Regions from separate parts of the Homo sapiens genome. Here region 2 is linked to region 1. Evidence: chromatin contacts called from ENCODE Hi-C or POLR2A ChIA-PET data. All regions are on one chromosome and are shown on one strand. Each heading gives the region's core, a stretch centred on a gene start or an enhancer-like site at or near the end of the contact. The rest is flanking DNA. Distances are from core to core; before and after follow the strand shown. Region 1 overlaps LOC107986294 (a long non-coding RNA gene). Region 2 holds the start of PCAT4 (prostate cancer associated transcript 4).

The links. A loop is a pair of places that touch in the nucleus more often than their neighbours do. ChIA-PET counts read pairs that join two places held with the same protein, here RNA polymerase II (POLR2A).
Region 2: a map of sigmoid colon shows a loop between it and region 1 (2.0-fold over the local background). The contact joins the promoter of PCAT4 here to the enhancer-like site in region 1. A Hi-C loop is called at or near these places in 1 of 168 maps with a recorded cell type or tissue (sigmoid colon). POLR2A ChIA-PET finds 5 or more read pairs at or near these places in 1 of 52 experiments (activated naive CD4-positive, alpha-beta T cell).

Annotation. Positions count from the first base shown.
Region 1 is chr4:79,619,981-79,625,917 of GRCh38, forward strand. LOC107986294 (a long non-coding RNA gene) reads left to right here. Exons shown (of 7, transcript XR_007058155.1): 7 at 3,248-3,496. Among named protein-coding and RNA genes, the nearest start is that of LINC02469, 41 kb to the right of the region's middle. Within about 2 kb of position 3,196, at least 2 of the 41 ENCODE cell types and tissues checked have a DNase peak (open chromatin) inside an H3K27ac peak, as active enhancers do.
Region 2 is chr4:79,823,887-79,829,823 of GRCh38, forward strand. It overlaps PCAT4 (prostate cancer associated transcript 4), which reads left to right and starts at 3,585. Exons shown (of 2, transcript NR_026555.1): 1 at 3,585-3,717.

The DNA of each region.
Region 1 (5,937 bases), core at 1,946-4,445:
TTCTTACCTTCATATTAAGCTCACATTTTATTACAAAATCCTCCAAAATTGCTTTATCTATTTCTTAAAAGTGCAGACTATCTAGTCCTTTCCCTGATTTAATAGATGTGAGGTGCAGCCCTCAAAATTTTTTTACAATTACCTATAAGTCAAATTTCAATAACATTAATTACATAGACATTAGTAATATTATACAATGTTTCATAATTATTTTAACTTTATTGAATATTTAGATCACTTTTGTGTTTTTCTATAATAAATAATTATGTTAACAATGTCCCTTCATTATTGTTAGCAAAGTCCATCAACACAGGTGTCTTAGTTGTGTTTTTATAACAGAGTACCACAGACTGGGTAATTTACAATGAACAGGAATTTATTGCCTCATGATTCTGGAGGCTGGGAATTCCAAGACTTGGGGGGCTGCCATCTGATGAGGACCTTCTTGCTACATCATCCCATGAAAGAAGTGCAAAGAGAGAGCAAGAGGGAATAAGAAGGGACTGAATGCATTATTTTATAAGAAACCCACTTCTGTGATAATGACTTTAATCCACTAATGAAGGTGGTGCCCCGTGACCTGAACACCTCCTGTTAGGCCTCTCCTTTCAATATCACTGAAAGTTAATCATTGGAAATTAAGTTTTTAACACATGAACTCTGGTGGACACATTCAAACCATAGCAACTTGGCAACAATAAAGATGAACAGTATTGAACTGATAGAGAAATCCACATACATATGCACTCTATGAAAACAAATTACATTGTGTTCTGTGCAACAACTGATAACAGCAAGGTCCAGATTGCTTAAAAAGTAGGTATAATCTTATCTTTGCATGAACCCAACTTGAGTCTACATTTATGGAAATAAGATAGCTTTTTTGAGTGTGACTACTTCAGATAAACAGTATGAATTACATTTATGTTGTTTTCCTGAGAATGTCTTAAAGCATTTTCAGAAGGCTGGAACTATCTGGGAAGATGAATGAAACACCCTGAAGGATCACAGAAATTTTGAGCCAAACAAATGATGTTCTTTTCAACCAAAGTTGTAGCAGCTGCACTTTATTTAGTTCTTTGAACTTCTAACTCTATTCTCTCCCTATAGGAGAGCAGAATACCCAGGAAAGTTGACAAAATATACATGATTATTGTGATTGGGGCCAAATATGAGGAGTTGAATGAAACATTAATACAAACCCATCTTCTTCAGTGACCTTAGCACTGCCTCAGGTTTTGCCAAATTAGTACATGTATGACCTGGTTATTGGTCTTTTGAAACTCGAAACTTCTTAACTGACTTAAAAGAATCTATCTACACAGAATAAGAGTAAGAGTTTGAGTAAGAGCTTGTTTCTTACTTCACACAAATATGCATGGTGAATCTTTCTAGAAAGAAATGACCAAATTCCAGAATTTCAGGATCAGTATAATACAATACTCAAATAAATGATGGATGGGTACAGTGTAAGTATCTATTTCTACTAACTATAAACTTTGAAGAGGCATAAAAATAAAATGTGGTAGGTTTATATAAAGAATATGTGTGAAAAAATATATGCTCAATAGCTGGTTTCCATATCTTAATTATTATGTCCAACATACTGCAAATTTTTAAATAATCATTTTCACCAAGTTCAAAGAACTCTCTCAAGTTCAACACTTTGGAAAGCACAAAAATATTTCCAGTCTTTCAATCATGAATTTCAGCCCTTGTACCCAATTTTTTAAGACAAAGACACAGTCAAAAGCTAACAAACTTCTACTAGTTCTTAAAATATGAAAAACACTCAACTCACCTAAGGGAATGGAGAAAGAAACTATTTTTATTATATACTGGGTGTCAGTAATTTTGCATGGTTCTCTCATTTTACCCATACAATACTCTTTCAAGGTTGACGTAATCATTTTAGGAATGAACTAAGTCAGAGTAACCTTGAAGTGAAGCTTTCCTTAACCTTTAACATTTTGTACCTCCAAAGCAAATGTAAAAAGCAATCTCTGTTGATGGGGTAGAATCAGGTGATCTCATGAATATGTTATTAGTTGGTGTCAGAAATAAAACTGTAAGAAGATGCCATACCGTTGCAATACTCCTTGCCTACCATTGAAAGACACTAGAATAATGAACAGAATACTCAGTGTTTGCAGGATGAATGTGTCTAAATGATTGCCCGTAACACTTGAAAAGGAACATGATCTTCTTGATCCGTCTATCCACAAACTAATAATTTCTCTCTCTCTCTCTTAACTTTTATCAAATAAATACTGTGAAACTGGTCTCTTAATCCACATTATTATTAATACTTTTAAAAATCCAAACAGAATTTTGTGATTCCTGATTTACAGATGAGGAAACTAAGCCCTGGAGATGTGAAGATAATTCCAGCAGTCAGTGGCAGAGTCACGATGTTCATCTACCTCAGCTGAAATAAAAATCTATGCCATTGCTTTTGTGCTATTTCTTCTCTAGATGGTTAACAATTGCTCAATCTGCAATCTGTGTTACACTTTCCACCCTATATTTTTACATTTCACCTCAAATAGACATCCCTGAAATTCCACCTGAAACATACTTTTCCTTTCTTATACTTGGCATGTCATGTCTGCTCTCCAGGTTGGTATCTGATGAAATCTCCCAGTTTTACTTTAATTGGCATTGGCAACATGCGGTCCCTGATAAAAAGCATATTTTCTTTCGAGATTACAATCATCAGTTGGGCTCATTTTTCTTGGCCCCTCCATCGAGCTGAACTTCTTTGGAAAAAGAAACAGCAGCTTGTGGGTTACTAAATGCCAGAGAGCTGAACTTAAAAAAAAAGAGAGAGGAAAAAAAATCACAAAGGAAAACAACTTAAAAATACATTTAGAAAGCCTGCGTGCATGCATGCGTGTGTGTATGTGTGTGTGCATGAGAACATAGACTTGCATTAATCACTCAGTTCACATATGATATATATGCAGAACTAGTGTGTGTATGCAAAACTCTTAAAGGGCATGATTTTTATCCATAGCCTATTTATTCCAAACATAGCTAAATGAGGAGGCCAAATATAGAAAGTGATGCTCCAGGGGCCCTACAGCCTATATAGAATTTAAACTCAAATGATTTGCAAAATCACTACTAAGACAGCTTGCTCATACTGTCAGCGTGCCAGCACCAGAAGCTTGTCGTGTATTTTTGTCTTGGCAGATGCACATTCTGTTATAAAGGTCTGTTCATCTGATGCCTTCCTTGTTTTCAGGTAATGCTCAGCGCCTTCTTGCAGAGGGAAGAGTGAGCCTGTGTCGCTTCTCCATGTCCTGGAGGAGACAGTCTGCACTCAGACTCTGACCATGTGCTGGTGTCCTGGCTTACCTCCATTAAGAGTTCATTTCTGCTCCATAAAACTACAGGTCACGAGTGCTCTCATTCCTTTCTTTTTATATTATTCAATTTTATTTCTGACATTTGCCAGGGCACAGGGAAATAAACCAGTGTTAGTTAATATCAACAATGACTCCGTTTCTTTAAAAATCACCTGAGGTTTGAGGAGGTTGTCTTTTTTTTCTTTTAGATTAAAACATGGTTTCCCAAAACTGATTAGCATAGTTTTTAAGCCACTCTGAAGTGTTTGTTAGGCTTCGCATGCTGGTCTCCATATGCCTCTTTTCAATTACATGTGCCGCCACAAGTATGGCTAAACGAAACGCTTCTTTAAAAACAGAAAGCAAACTGTTAGGCTTTGTGCAGTGTAACTAGTTAGCGTGCGACATCTCAAACTGCCCTGATTTCATCACCAAACTGCTAAATGTTCTGTTTGCAGAAATAGCCATTAAAATGTATCTTAAAATTAGATGCTCTGTCAGAATTAAAGGGGAGACAGGGGAACTGGAAGGGATTAAAATAACAGGAAATGGAGTTTAGACCTTGGTTGTCTTGGAGGCTATCTGTGGAAAACTTTTCATTTTTTGGTGGTAGCAAAAGTAATAATAATAATTCTGTTTATTGAACACTTCTTATGTGTCTGGATGATTGAAAAATCTTCAAGTTATGTCAATTAATTACCAATTATTAATCATTACAGCCACTCTATAAGGTAAGTACTATAATTATACATATTAGGAGACTGCAGCAGTGAGATTTAGTAATTTTCCTGAGGGCATGCAGGAAAGTGGTAGAGCTGAGACAAGACCAGGTACTATAGCTACAGGGTTTACATCTTATTTTGAGGTTAGTAGGAGGAACATGTGCTGGGATTGTATTAGGAAGCTCCTTGTTTATCCACACTTGTGTTGCTGTACACTGGGTTATATTACTAGATTATAAATGCTCTTGTATCACCCACTAAGATGCCTGCCATGTATCCGATTCTCAGAAGATGTTTGTGGAATGAATGAATAGATGAATGAATGATATCTTCCTTTTAGGAAAATGCTATAAGTAAACCAATTTGAGTGCAAAATGAGACATTATTTGGACAAAACAAACTAACGAACAAAAATCAACTTGTGGAAAAATCTACTCAGCTTCTCATTTACTCTTTTACTACAGTGAGAGGCCTTGTACCACATGGTGGGAAAACACACGTAATAATTCGACAGCCAACTGAAGCTCTAGTACTAAATCCAGGCTAGCCACAGACTCACCACTTGATTTTATTTGGTCACTTCAATTTGGGCTTCAGTATCCTTGTTTGCTTAATAAGGGCATTTATTTGGAAAGCAACCTCTCTTAATTCTGATGTCCTACGGTATTTTCAAACAACTGAAATTAGAACTCACTTTTTATAAAAAGTTTTTCCTGAGTGTCCATGGAGTGGATCTAATTTGTGTATTTATGACCATAGAAAGTGCTTCTTTCATCAATGCTAAAAAGGTACATGGTCTCTAAGACAGAAGGAAAGATAGCTTATTTTTTTAAAGTGAGAGAAGTTACTTAGAGAATAGTGAAAATTGAGTTTAGTAATGTTTAGTACATACTAGAAAAGCCTCAAAAACAGGTTTGCAAAAGTTATTAATTCCCACAACACAGTGGAATGCTTTGGAATTATCATCAAATTTATTTATTTTTCTTTTATACAATGGTTGTTTCTGAAAATTTGTATATTTAAATAATAATAAAATTAATGATATTTTAAAAATATTAGGGACATTGATTACTTTAATGTAAATAAATACTATTGAGAAGAATCTTTGGATAAATGCATTCTCAAACTTTAAGGTTCTGTTTAAGTGAATTTCTACTTAGCAAATAAAGTTGGGATCTGGAATAACACAAAATCTCCAGGTCCCATATCTATGGTAAACATGAGGAGCAGCTTGAATATGGTTTTATTTACTTCTAGAAAATAGATTTTGAGTTACAGGTATACCTGGTCACAGGAAATCCAGACACATGCAAAACCAGATTTATACATATGATAAATTATTTTAAGGGTTCTCTGAACATCAATGCCATCATCCATCAACATGAAGCTGCTTCTGCAAATGTGCACACATTTCCTGAAAGGATTTATAATCCAGCCAATACGGTACATTTTGAATGTGTTACAGAAAGGACAGATTTACAGGAGACAATCTGCCTTCATGATGATTGCATATTGTGGCATTTCTAGTCCATATGGATCAGTAAGACTTGGATAGCAGGCATTTGACCTTCAAAATCATGCAAATGTGAAACCAGACTTCTTCTCTTACAGCTGGGAACGTCAGTGGGACTTCTTCAGCTTATTTTGAAGGCAGTGATTAAAGCACAATTTGACTTCTAAAAATTATTGAGATCTTATTTTAATGCTTCTTTCCCCCTATGGAGAATGATTTCGTCTTTTGCTTCCCTCATCCCCATTCCCTCTGGCTAACCTTCACTCATTAGCACCCAGAACTCAAATACTGATCATTTAAGAGAGAACTTGCCAACTCAGAGCCATGGGCTAACTATAAACAAGACTTTAAA
Region 2 (5,937 bases), core at 2,335-4,834, 200 kb after region 1:
ATTGCAATATCCTTAACAATAACACCCACTCTCTTCTTGAATACTGGGATCAAAATGGAGTTCTTTAGCAAAGAACATTGCTCCTGCTTTTAATCCTTAATTTCCAAGTTGGAAAAGTTATTGCTGAATTTCTGGTCTTTTGTGTTGGTTGTGGATGGGCAAGTAGAGATTTCTCCACTCTCCCAAGATATAAACAGATTAAAACTCCTGATTTCATTAGTCAAGGACACAAATAATTAATAGGAGCAAGTTAGAAACAGATATAACTTCTCTTGATGTGAATTTTCCTAGGCCTGTAGTTCCCTAAAAAGGCAGAAGCTAACACATTTCCAGAATAGGATAATGTCTGATATGAGAAAATAATCTAATTTGTGGTATGACAAGCCTTTCGTATTTGGGGTTTATCAACTGCTATAAGCAGAATTAGGAGTCCTCAGCCCCAAATATGTCCATGTCCTCATCCCCAGAACCTGTGACTATGTTAAGTATCCTGGCAAAGGAGCATTAGGGTTACAGTATCGGGGAACCTGCCCCAGTATTCATGTAGGTTCTTTTCTATTTTCCTTAAGTGTCGGCCAGCTTGAGAAATAAAGGGACAGAGTACAAAAGAGAGCAATTTTAAAGCTGGGCATCCAGGGGAGACATCACATGTTGGCAGGTTCCGTGATGCCCCACAAGCCGCAAAAACCAGCAAGTTTTTATTAGGGATTTTCAAAAGGGAGGGAGTGTGCGAATAGGTGTGGGTCACAGACATTAAGTACTTTACAAGGTAACAGAATATCACAAGGCAAGTGGAGGCAGGGCGAGGTCACAGGACCACAGGACCGAGGCAAAATTAAAATTGCTAATGAAGTTTCGGGCACCATTGTCATTGATAACATCTTATCAGGAGACAGGGTTTTGAGATCAACCGGTCTGACCAAAATTTATTAGGCAGGAATTTCCTCTTCCTAATAAGCCTGCGAGCTCTATGGGAGACTGAAGTCTATTTCATCTCTGCAGTCTCGACCATAAGAAACGGCCACGCCCAGGGGGCTGTTTATAAGCCTATACCTCCAGGTGCACATTCTCCTTCTCAGGGATGTTCCTTGCTGAGAAAAAGAATTCAGCAATGTTTCTCCCATTTGCTTTTGAAAGAAGAGAAATATGGCTCTGTTCTGCCCGGCTCACTGGCAGTCAGAGTTTAAGGTTATCTCTCTTATTCCCTGAACAATTGCTGTTATCCTGTTCTTTTTTCAAGGTGCTCAGTTTTCATATTGCTCAAACACACATGCTGTACAATTTGTGCAGTTAATGCAATTATTATAGGGTCCTGAGGCAACATACATCCTCCTCAGCTGACAGGATTAAGAGATTAAAGTAAAGACAGGCATAGGAAATCACAAGGGTATTGATTGGGGAAGTGGTAAGTGTCCATGAAATCTTTACAATTTATGTTTAGAGATTGCAGTAAAGACAGGCATAAGAAATTATAAAAGCATTAATTTGGGGAACTAATAAATGTCCATAAAATCTTCACAATCCACATTCTTCTGCCATGGCTTCAGCTGGTCCCTCCGTTTGGGGTCCCTGACTTCCCACAACATCTCTCCCTTTCTTTTTATATAAATGTGCCATGGCGATGAAGGCTTGTTCGTTCTCCCGATTTTGATGCAGGATTCTTTGACTGGTCTGGCACACTAAAAACAAGCCGATTAAACAGAGAAACATAATTCCAAAATGTACTACAGTGGAGCCCCCAGTAGACTTAATCCAAGTCATGGGGTTTAATCCATAAAGATTTTCTGCCATCTGATCTAACGCCTCAGCTCCAGGCACAATGGATAAGTGAGCTTGAGAGGCTTCAAAAATTTGTTTCTTTAATTTAGTTATGTCCAATGATAAATTATCTTCTCTACCCAGAAGATGTCCTTTGACCATTTCCCATGAATGATCAGTCTCATTATAGGAATATGGGGTGATGTAGAAATCTGAAGTATTCCAATCGCACTGCATTTGCATGAGATGCTCGAGACTCACTACCCGATCTCCAACCCAAATAACAGACTGTCTTAAATCATTAATTTGATTTGCCAATTTTTGATCGATGCCTTGTTGAGAATTCCACATTTGGGTGGAAATGGCTTGCCAATCATTAACAAAATGAGCTGTTTGAATGGATTGGTGTAATGCCATTCCGGCAGTGGTGGCCATTGCAGTGACTGTAATTAGGCCCATGATAACAGTGACTAAAGTGAAAACAAATCTCTTAGATCTTTTTAGAATTCGCTGTAGCACTTCCTTATTGAGGGGGAGGATTCCCAAGGTCTAGGTAAAGTTACCGGAATCCAGATTCCTTCTCGAGCTCGAACATTACATTTTTCCTGGAGTCAAAATGGGAGTTAATACAAGTGCATAGATGACAATTAATGCATTGGACAGTTTGATTATGTGTCCAAATTTTGATATTTCCTACTAACGGCATGTAAGGAGGCTTAACACAGCTCTGTATGGGAATAGTCAGGTTGGAGGTAAGTAAAGCAGAATGTCTGGGTCTACATTGATACTGAGTGGGATGGTAGTGGGAACAACAGTCAGAATAGTTTTCCCTTCCCACACTCACAGTCCAGACATGGCAATAGCCAATTTCCAAAGTTCTGGGTGTTCTGGGCTCAGAATGGGGAGTATCATATGAGGCCTGGGGTTGGGGGGTGTAATGCCTTTATCTACCCATTTTAAGGGAAAGAATGAGCTGATCCTCCTATGCAAAGTAGAATGATGATTCTCGTTCTCTTGATAAGAAATAAAATAAGTAGCCTCCAGGCATTCCCTTCCACCAGAGGAGCAATTGTTTTTTAAATAGCCCTTTGGTGCCCAGTCTATTACTAAACCATATGAGTCATTTTTTAATATTACTGCATGTGAGTTAACACAATCTTCCCAAATTAAAGTTTTAGATGGGCCCTCAAAATTTTTAGGGCACGGTTTTCCTGCAGGTTTATATGGAAAGTATGGGTATCTCCCATTACTCCTCCTTTCATTTGTTTTAAAGGAGAAAGGGAGAGGCCAGAGACCAAATGTCTCATTTTATCTGTAGCTGAACTTTCAGGAAGATAAGCAGCCCAGACTTGAGTTTCTAGATGTATACAACCAGGTGCATGTCCAAGGCACAGAGGGTGGTATTTATAACCCATAGTAACATTAAATGCAGTGTCTTATTCTCCTGGTTGGGCAGGGCAACAGTTATCTGTGGCTCCAGGCATCCACACACTATTGTTAGTGTAGATTTCTGCAGAAGCATCTATCCAGGTGAGAGGTTGAATAAGTGGAGGAAAAGGCACATAAGCCCAATAAGAATATTTATGTGTAGCAGGTAAATCAGTGTGAGAGGAAACTGGTGAGACAGAAAGTATAAGGAGGAGAATCATTAAATAAAACTTATTGTAAGTGAGATTCTGAAGAAGGAAGAGAAGAACAGTGTTAAGTATCCTGGCAAAGGAGCATTAGGGTTACAGATAGAATTGAAGTTGCTCGTCAGCTGATTGAAGATAAGGAGATTGGCCTGGATTATCCAGGTAGGCTCAATGTAATCAGGAAGGGCCTTTAAAGTGAGAGAGGGAGGCAGAAGAGGAAGTCAGAGCGATGTGCTGTGAAATCTACTACCGTTTGCTGGTTTTGAAAATGGAGAAAAAGAGTGAGGAACTGAGAAACATGGATGGCCTTGGGAACGTGGAAAAGGTAAGGAAACACTCTTTCCCCCAGAGTCTTGTAAGAGGAATGCACTCCTGAAACGTCTTGGTTTTAGTACAGTGACATGGTTTTAACCCATACTGGACTTCAGAACTATAAGTTAATAAATTTTTGTTATTTTAAGCCACCAAGGTTGTGGTTACCTATTATAGCAGCAAATAAAAAAACTAATCAACCTTCTGACTTGGGTTGGTTTTAGGCTCTGAAATGAGGATTCATGTGAAAGTGTTTTAGTAGGAAGTGTTCCCAGGAAAAATTGTTTAGGGAAGCAGGAAAATGGGATCAGGAAGGAAAAGATGCCAGGAATGGGTGTCAAGTCATGCTATGTTTCATGCAGGACTTGGATTCAATCCTATATGAAGCAACAATAATATATTTTACACTTAAAAATTTGATAAGAGGGTGGATCTCATGTTAAATGTTCTTACCACAATAAAATTTTAAAGAAAATCTTTTTAATCCCATAGGGGAACTCTGGAGAAAATGTGGGTTATTTGTCAGTTCTCCGAAGTCAAGTGGCAAGAGAGTTGAGTTATTCATCTCTGACCAGACATTGCTTATACACCACCCATAGTGGTGAGGTAGAGGAGTAAATTCCTAGGCAATTTTAGATCTCCATGCACGTAGAAAAATGGAATCTGAATGTTTGAAAGCATCCGTCTACCAAGAGACACAGGTGTTGGCTGTTAGGAATGAAAGCTGACTGGGAGCTTACACATATGACAACGGCAAAGAAACCCAATTAGAGATGGGTAGAGTACTAACAGTGTCTGCAACAGTTTCCTAATCTATGCACTTTTACTTAAATGAATGTTAACAGATTGCATTTTTTTATTGATTTTGTATCAAAGTCAGCATCTGCAATGCCACATACCATCCAGGGAAAGAAAGACTCAGTGCCCAAATGTTTCTGAAAAGTATCTTCACCTTCTCAGAGATCTGCACAATTCAAATAATCCACTTGTCAATAAGGAGTTTGAGTATTGCTGTGTTCCAGGAATAGTCTCTGAGAATCTAGTAAGATACTTCTCAGGTTTCAGTAGAAGTTGTGATAAGATTACAAAAATATAAAAAGTAATAAATTATCGTATTGAATGAAAACAATCCAATCTTTTGTCTGTCATTGCTCTGAAAGCATGACATTATGTAACTTCAGTGTTTAAGAATACCCTGACTATGCCCAGCTTCTCCTTATTAACTTTGTGAATGGATCCATCACATCAGAATCAGCTGCATCACTTTTCTAAGTCACCAGTTGTCTTCAATGGACATCATCTTTAAGATTATGTTCAAAACTGATTGTTTTCCCTTATAAATCTGCCTCTTTTCCCAACTTCTCTTCCTTTGTTAGTGGCATTACTATTATTCTGGCCTCTCAAGTTAAATTTATTAAACTTTTTCTTCTTGGTCCTTTTCCCATTTGCCCTGAAAATACTCACTGGTGGTGCTTGTGGCTGCAGCGTTTAACCTGTGATAATTTTGCCATGAAATATCTCGCTTTTATTATTTTTACATTGCTCTAGTATATCAACTTTGGAAACAAAAGACATCATTCTATTTATAGCATTGTGTTTTTAGTAGTGGTATTTCCATTTACAAAATATAGTAATTCTCAATCGCTGTTAAAATTTGAAGAAATTAGTACCTTCATACACTGCTGGTGGGAATATAAAATAGGGCAACCACCTTGGATAACAGTCCGACAAATCCTCAAGTGGGTTAAACATAGGTTACCATATGACCCAGTTATTCTACTCCTAAGTATATATCCAACAATAAAAACATAACTTGTTTCAAACATCTATAGCAGCCATATAGTTGAAACAATGTCTATCAACCGATAAAGTGGAGGAAATCACTGTGGAATATTATTTAGCCATAAAAAATAATAAAGTACTAATATATGCTATAACATGGATGAATCTTAAAAACATTATGCTAAGTAAAAGAAGCCATTCACTAAAGAACATGAATTATATGATTCAGTTTATATAAAATGTCAAGAATAGGAAAACCTATAGAGACAGAAAGTAGATTAGTAGTTGCTTAGGGCTTGGGTTCGGGGGCTGGAAGGATAACTAAGAGTTACAAGATTTCTTTTGGAAGTGTGTGATGTTAACATCGTTCCCAAACAGCTGTTGGCAGAAGATTCATTTCATGAATCTGATTTTTCCAAAACAGACAATTCTGATGATTGAGATGATTTTG